Regions from separate parts of the Mus musculus genome. Here all the other regions are linked to region 3. A link is a loop called in an ENCODE intact Hi-C map of the cell type or tissue named here. Cell type or tissue: left cerebral cortex. All regions are shown on one strand. Region 1 overlaps Nbr1 (NBR1, autophagy cargo receptor). Region 2 overlaps Nbr1 (NBR1, autophagy cargo receptor). Region 3 overlaps Dhx8 (DEAH (Asp-Glu-Ala-His) box polypeptide 8).

Region 1 (2,500 bases), 180 kb after region 3:
GTCACAAAATGGGAGGGATCCTCGTCCTCTAGCGCTGCACAGCAGACCAAGAAGAGACCGTGTAATGCCAACACCTAAACAAGATGAGTGAAGTGACAATCTTACCCACAGGGGTGTTGTGTGGCACTCTCTCCAATTCTTGGACAATGTTTATATCCAGCAGCTCAAAGGACAGCAGGTCCTAGAAAAAGAGATGGCCAAATAAAGGTGTCTGCAGCACAAGTGGGAGCCATGCTCTTTCCTGAATGGACCATCAGGTCTCCTGGACATTGCCTGGATTCAATTCTATTTAAATTCATGTCCCCCCTCAACCAAGTGACTAGAAGAGTTAAACAGGAACATGGTGTTCTCAAACTCTAACTGGCAGGGGAGAAGAGACAGTGGGCAGGTGAGTGAAGCAGGCTAAGCTTACAAGACCACTGGAGGGAAGCCATGGGGAAGCACAAGCCTGAGCTTCACACTCAGAAGCAAACAGTTTAGAAACTTGCTCCACGCACCATCTTATCCTCATGAGATACTGGATCCAGCCTGCCCATCTCTAACTCCCCAGGACCATGAAGGCTACAGCACCTTCTCAGTAACAAGGTGAAAGCTCATTTGTCAGGACTCACTCTCTCTGCCCTTGTCCCTCCGAGCGCGGACTGCTTACCTGGGCAGTCAGGAGGTCCACAGATGGAATGTACAGCTCCCTTTCACTGGCAGCGCGTCTTGTCTTCTGTGAGGCACTGGCTCCTGTCCCTTCTGTCTGCTTTGTCACCTCACCCAATGGAATCTCTTCTTCAGCTAGAAGAAAAGCTTCCTATAGGGACAAATAATCGGGATATATTTTAGGACCTCAACAGAGCTCAAGCACCAGGCTGACAAGGTCACCCCTAAAATAAAAACATAGCAGAACCTCTACATTTACATTTTTTATTTTATTTGGGACGTCTAGAAAAGCTGCAGAAACAGTAAAGAGTTCACATACTGTTCTTTCACCTACCATCCTCTACAACTTAATGAAAGTACAGTTAGCCCAAACCAGGAAATTAACACTGGTTAGCTCTAAGTTCAAACAGTACAGTCTGTTCCACTAACAAAAAAGTAACGACAGACTGCAGCAAGCAACAGGCAGATGAAGATGTCTTTGGGCTCAGGGATACTCTAGGAGATGAGTGTTAAGGAGAAACGCTACCAGGAGTTTAGCAGCAGGCCAGGTTGCCTTTCTTTTTGAGACAGGGTTTCTCTGTATAGCCCTGGCTGTCCTGGAACTCACTTTGTAGACCAGGCTGGCCTCGAACTCAGAAATCCGCCTGCCTCTGCCTCCCAAGTGCTGGGATTAAAGACGTGCGCCACCACGCCCGGTCAGGTTACCCTTCTTTTCCTGGTGCAGCAAGCACCATTACAGACAAAAGTCCTCTGGGACTGCCTGCACCGGAACCCTAACGACACTAAACACCTTGAGGACTAGGCCAAATACCAGCATAATAATGTATAGAGGAGTAAACCCATAAACCCCATGTTAAAAGCCTGCCCCCTAGAGCCTGTGGTGGTGGTGCATGCCTTTAATTCCCACACTTGGGAGGCAGGGGCAAGTGGATCAAGTTTGAGGCCTGGTCAACAGACTGAGTTCTAGGACAGCCAGAGCTACACAGAGAAACCTTGTCTTGAAAAGGAAGGAAGGAAGGAAGGAAGGAAGGAAGGAAGGAAGGAAGGAAGGAAGGAAGGAAGGAAAGAAGGCAGGCAGGCAGGCAGGCAGGCAGGCAGGCAGGTAAGCAAAGAAAAGGCTTATATTAGCTTTAGCTTCTCTAGAAGCAATGCATTACTAGACAATGAATGTTTCTCAGGTGTAGCCTTACATGAGATCCTTAGGTCTGGTCCCTTCCTCTTTCTCTTGTCATCTTGGCCTAAGTGTGTTTTCTGGTTTGTTTGTTTGTTTTTGCTATGCTGTATGTTGTCAGTCCAGTCTAGAGGCCTGAAAGCACTGGATCTGCCTAATCACAGACAGGAACTTCTGAAACTGCCATCCAAATGACCCTCTCTCTTCAGAAGTTAACTATACTATATTCTGACACACTGATGGGAATTCAGAAACAGTAAACTGTTGGGAAATCTGCAAGAATAACAAGCTACCAGTGAGTTCTTTTACGTTCAGGTCCCTCTCTCAGTCCCTAGCAAGAACTAGTCTTGAGCCTGCAATATTCTTGCTTCAGCCTCCGAAGTGCATGGACTACAATATAAGCACGTGTCACAAGCCTGACATTCCTATGACTGAGGAAATAACCTGGGCCTGGGCCAATGGCCCAAGTGCTCACCTCTTGCTCACAGGAGAAATCGTCAGCTTTGCTTGAGCTGATCCTGTCCCCTTCAACATTATCAGGGCTCTCAGAGGAAGGAAAAGGATCCACTATGATACTGCACCAAACCCGAGGCCCAAACTGCTGGCCTTTGTGAGAGAGACGCCAGTGCGAAGTGTATGTCCCCTCCAAGGTTGGAGCGATGAACTCCACAGACACGACCC
Region 2 (2,500 bases), 180 kb after region 3:
ATCAGATGTAAAAAGAGAGAATGAAATGTTTTCATAGCTACAGATCTTGGTTTGCTGCAGGGCTCTGGCTCGGCTGGCAGAAGACCTGAGTACTGCAGGAAACGCACACCCTAGTTACTACGCCAGTTTTCCATCCCAGCTGAAAATTAATGTGGTCATGGGCACACCTGGATATCAGCCATCTGTCTGTACATCTCAGAGAAAACCTGGCAAAGGAAATGTGATTTTTCTGGATTCTGATCTGAGACGGCAGGGACCAGAGAGGCAGCGGTATGTAAGAAAACCAGCTAGATGCACCTGGGGCTTGGCCTGCTTGTCTTCTTGGGCATTACAGGTGAGGTGGATTTCAGGGTAATCCCTAAAAAGTGATGCACTTAAGCATGAGCTTTAGCTCTCTGCCGGTGGTGCTCATAAGTGTCAGACGTAAGAACAAGGAGGAATGAGGGTGCTCCTTCCTGTGCTTGGAAGGTGCTCATTTAAGGTGCTCGCCACCTGCTCTCAGAGGCTCATTCAAGCAGAAGCAATGCTGGGATGTCTTCCTGTTTCTCAAGAAGAGACTTCACAAGGTCGTTACCTTGAGTGGTCACAGCTCCTCTGTCTGCTGTTTGCGAGTCCTGTTGAGCCTCTGGGCTCTAAAAGCAAAAGAGCTGTTGGTTAGCTGCAGCACCCACAAGCTATTATCAAGGCAGGCGGCAAGTTAATGGGGGTGTCTTTAGTTTTTTTCTCCTTTCTTTTCCTCTTTTAAGTTTTAGAAAGGTCTGTGGCTGATTTAAGTCACAGAGGAAGACAAATTGTCTAGAAATGCTGGGGACATCATTGAGTAGAAAAATAACCCTCTAATCCTGTAACCCTGATGTGTTAGTTCGCAGAGTTTTAGGTTGGGCATTTTTTGGAAGAGGAAGTGACCTTGAGTGGGGACCTCCTGACTCCTTCACAGTTCTACAGTCCTGAGACCTAAAATAAGGGCGCAGTCCTGAAGGCATCACAAACCAGCTGAGCTGCCGCATTAGTCTGTGAGGAAAAGCAAAACTGGAGCTGGAGCTGGCTGGCTTCCAAGGCTGCTCTTCCCAGCACAGCACAGTGCCCACCTCTGCAAGGTCTGCAACAGGCTTAAGAGTGGAAACCCAGGCCGGGCGTGGTGGCTCACGCCTTTAACCCCAGCACTCAGGAGGCAGAGGCAGGCGGATTTCTGAGTTCGAGACCAGAGTGAGTTTCAGGACAGCCAGGGCTACACAGAGAACCCTGTCTCAAAAAACAAAAAACAAACAAAGAGTGGAAACCCAGAGCATGAGGGAGGCATACAGAAAGAGGGAGAGGCAAAGTCTGTGAACAAGGCCACGGGTCTCAGAAACGGAGAGCCTCTTCATACCTGGTGTCCGTCCACTGGAAAGGAGCAAGGGAGAGAGCCTGGCTTACCTCCTCTGATGTCATCAGGGGCTGGGGGAACTTCGTGCATGGTAGCTGGTGAATCCACTCCTGGTGAATCCACTCCTGATGACTCACACTGTCCACAAGGGGCGCTCCTTTAGAAAGAGAGAACAGTGAAGGTGAGCTGAAGAGTAGCCACAAGCACTAGGAGAGTGCAGCAGCGTGGCTGCTGATCCCATCATGTGTGAATCTGGCAGTGTGAAGGTCAGAAGGACTGAGTTCCACTCTCTGATGTCCTCTCTAGCCACAATCCAGCTAGAGAAACTGGCTTCATTCAGGTCACCTCTCCCTTCCTGAGCACTCTTTATTATATTTAGGGCTCTCACATTTTCTATACGAATAGTAGAGACAATGACCCAGCTCCAGTAGACGTGGTATATATCTGTAAGTTACTTAATACATATCTCTGCCTGTGAGAGCAGCACATGGAAGATTCGAGCTTTTCTGCTGAACAGGCCCTCACACTCACCAGGCAAACCTTGGAGCTGACAAATCCTCACCCACATTTTTTTAAAAAAATATTTATTCATTATATGTAAGTACACTGCAGCTGTCCTCAGACACACCAGGAGAGGGCGTCAGATCTCATTATGGATGGTTGTGAGCCACCATGTGGTTGCTGGAATTTGAACTCAGGACCTCTGGAAGAGCAGTCAGTGCTCTCAACCGCTGAGCCATCTCTCCAGCCCTTCACCCACATTTTTGTTACAGTTACTCAACTTAAGAATCAAAACATAAAGGGATCATCCAGAGATGTTTGTATTTAAAGATTTTTTATAAAAAAGTCAGTAGACAGTCTATGTTCAGGGAAGTAAGGGTAACTAAAACAAACATTTGTTTAAATCTCAAATTTACAAGTGCTGAGAAATCTGAGTATAATTTTTATTCACCTAAGTTTAGATTATAGAAAAAGAAAGGTTTGGAGATGAAGCTGGTCATTCCAGCTCTGGAGAACAGGGGGGCTGAGGTGCTGAGCAGTACCTGGACAATGCTGCTGGAAGTCCTGCCACCTCGGGGACTAGAGGCACCGTGTCCAGAGGCTGTGAGGTTGTGAGGATGTCGCTGATGCTCT
Region 3 (2,500 bases):
AACACTGAACATGTGTATGGCAATCTTTAAAAAAAAAACTTTGGATTTATGGGGCAATTATATTTTGAAGTCTCACCCTAAAGATTACAAATACAGGGGCTGCAGAGATGGCTCAGCAGTTAAGAACATTTACTGTTCTTCCAGAGGTCCTGAGTTCAAACCCCAGCAACCACATGGTGGCTCACAACCATCAGTAATGGGATCTGATACCCTCTTCTAGTGTGTCTGAAGAGAGTGACAGTATACTCATATACAAACAATAAACCAATAAATCTTTTTTTAAAAAGGATTATAAATATATAGCTAAATGATAGAGTGTTTGCCTAACATACATAGGGCCTAAATTTAATCCTGAGAGAAACACATACAGAGGGCTAGCATACAACATACGAAGCCTTTCCTCATCCCACTTTTGTTCACTTTTGGGGGCAAAGATTAAGTGAGGCACCATATTTAAGGCCAGCTTAGGTTACACGCAAGAAGTACTCTTTTTTCCCCCAGCAAAAAAAAAAAAACAGGGGTTCTCTCTGCAAAGCCTAGCCATCTTGGAAACTTGCTATGCAGACCGAGCTAGTCTAGAACTTACAGAGATCCTGGCAAGGCCCTGTCTTGAAACAAATGAGAAAAGAAGGGAGAAGGCTGGTAAGATGGCTCAGCGGTTAAGTGTGCCGACTGCTCTTCCAAAGGTTCTGAGTTCAAATCCCAGCAACCAAATGGTGGCTCACAACCATCCGTAACGAAATCTGATGCCCTCTTCTGGAGTGTCTGAAGACAGCTACAGTGTACTTACATATAATAAATAAATAAATAAATAAATAAATAAATAAATAAATAAATAAAATTTAAAAAAAGAAAAGAAAGGAAGGGAGAGAACGAAGGAGGGAGGGACCATAACAAATCCCAGAAAGACCCTCACCAGAATTTTGAGAATAGCTTATGACAGACACAGCCATACCTGAGAAATAGGTGTCACCACAAGCTGATCGATCCCTGTTTTAGAATTGTACACTTTCTGCTTCACAAATCCAGGGTCAACCACATAGTAGATGCCGTCGATGGTCAGAGATGTTTCTGCAATGTTGGTGGCAATCACCACCTACAGATGAGAAAGACAGAGCCAAAGTGAGCTGAGTTTGGAGAAGGTCGTACTCTCTCCCAAGGAATCTGCTATCTCCCTCTAGACACCTGACATTTAACCCCAGTCCAGGTCCCCAGTGGTCAGAGGGGAAGGTGCCCGCATCTGAAGGGTTCCTTTGGAAGTGGGTGGTGCCTCAGAGCTGTAAAACAGAAGAGCCATCGCTGCTCAGAGCCAATCTCATTTGGTATAAATAGCTGTGTACCATTGTCTAGAGCAGATGATTACTATAACTTTAATTTTCTAGCTCCCTGGGAAAGCACAGACTTCCTGGCATCACATGTAGCACCGCAAAATGAGATTTTTCTTTCTCCCACAGAGACATCTGGACTACGAAATGGGCTGTTCATATATGTGGAACAAGAGGAGGATTAGATCTTTCCTCCTCGTCATAAAATGAAGCACGAGGGACAGGAACGTCACGGTTTGTGTGTGCAGCGCTCTCTGATCTAGAAGATTATTACTCTCAGCTTGGCTCTGCCACTGGGTTTTACCCAGAGGTTCAGCTCATAAAACACAACTGCTTAGAAAAATCCTTGCTAGGAGGCACGGAAATGTCTCTCGTCACACCAGTATCTCACTGGCCCTGAAAGGCATCTACCTGCCTCACAGCCACAAAGGCCCTGCTTAGAAGCAAGTCTAACCCACAGACACAGAGCAGAGGAAGAGCTCCCACCTGTCCCTCCCAAACCTGCTCCTTCTCCCATGACTAACTCTGAGAACCACGTGCCACCCAGCTATGCAAGTTAGAAGCCTGAGAGCCATGCCTGGTTTTTCCCTTACCTTCACCCCTCTACCTCCTGACACCCACTGAGTATTTTCCCATCTATCTCCACTGCCAAAATATACTCAGAGAAACACACGTCTGAGAAAACTGGTAAACACATGTTCACAGCAGAAGTACTCTGTGTCCCAAAGTGGAAATAACCTAATGTCTATCAAGTAATGAACCATATACAAAATACAATACATCCGGAGTCTAGCAGGATGGCTCAGTGGGTAAACACAAGCCACCAAGCCTGACGACTTCAATGATGGTGGAAGGAAAGAACTGACTCCTGCAAGTGTCCTCTGACCCCACACATGCACCATGATGTGTACATGTCACCATGCCCAGCTGAAAAATAAAATTTTTAAACTTAAAAATGATAAATTAAGGCAGGGGATAGCTCAGTTGATAAAGTACTTGTCTTAAAAGTCTGAAGACCTAAGTTTAATACCTAGAACCCACATAAAAATGGTAGGCAGAGTGGCGTGTGTACGTAATCCTATCACTGGGGAGGCTGTGACAAGTGGAGCCCTGGCTGTGTACCCCACTTGACTTAAGGATATGTGGAACCACTTCATTTCAGCCCCATGTTACCT

The links. A loop is a pair of places that touch in the nucleus more often than their neighbours do. Peaks named below come from ENCODE experiments on the same cell type or tissue, not always from the same donor. Only the 100,000 strongest peaks of a DNase experiment are listed, where the experiment ranks them.
Region 1: a loop joins it to region 3, with 4 times the contacts of the local background. A loop is called at or near these places in 4 of 42 quality-filtered maps.
Region 2: it touches region 3 in a loop (2.3-fold over the local background); 4 of 42 quality-filtered maps call a loop at or near these places.

The regions. Positions count from the first base shown.
Region 1 is chr11:101,569,583-101,572,082 of GRCm38, reverse strand. It overlaps Nbr1 (NBR1, autophagy cargo receptor), which reads right to left. Exons shown (of 24, transcript NM_008676.3): 14 at 2,295-2,500; 15 at 650-799; 16 at 106-181. Among named protein-coding and RNA genes, the nearest start is that of Tmem106a, 11 kb to the left of the region's middle. In left cerebral cortex, a CTCF peak has its summit at 1,508; no DNase peak of the experiment used is centred here.
Region 2 is chr11:101,575,326-101,577,825 of GRCm38, reverse strand. It overlaps Nbr1 (NBR1, autophagy cargo receptor), which reads right to left. Exons shown (of 24, transcript NM_008676.3): 20 at 2,410-2,500; 21 at 1,417-1,523; 22 at 575-632. Among named protein-coding and RNA genes, the nearest start is that of Tmem106a, 5.7 kb to the left of the region's middle. In left cerebral cortex, a CTCF peak has its summit at 1,503; no DNase peak of the experiment used is centred here.
Region 3 is chr11:101,753,328-101,755,827 of GRCm38, reverse strand. Dhx8 (DEAH (Asp-Glu-Ala-His) box polypeptide 8) reads right to left here. Exons shown (of 23, transcript NM_144831.2): 16 at 2,499-2,500; 17 at 956-1,096. Among named protein-coding and RNA genes, the nearest start is that of Dhx8, 22 kb to the right of the region's middle. In left cerebral cortex, no CTCF peak of the experiment used is centred here; a DNase peak (open chromatin) is centred at 1,457.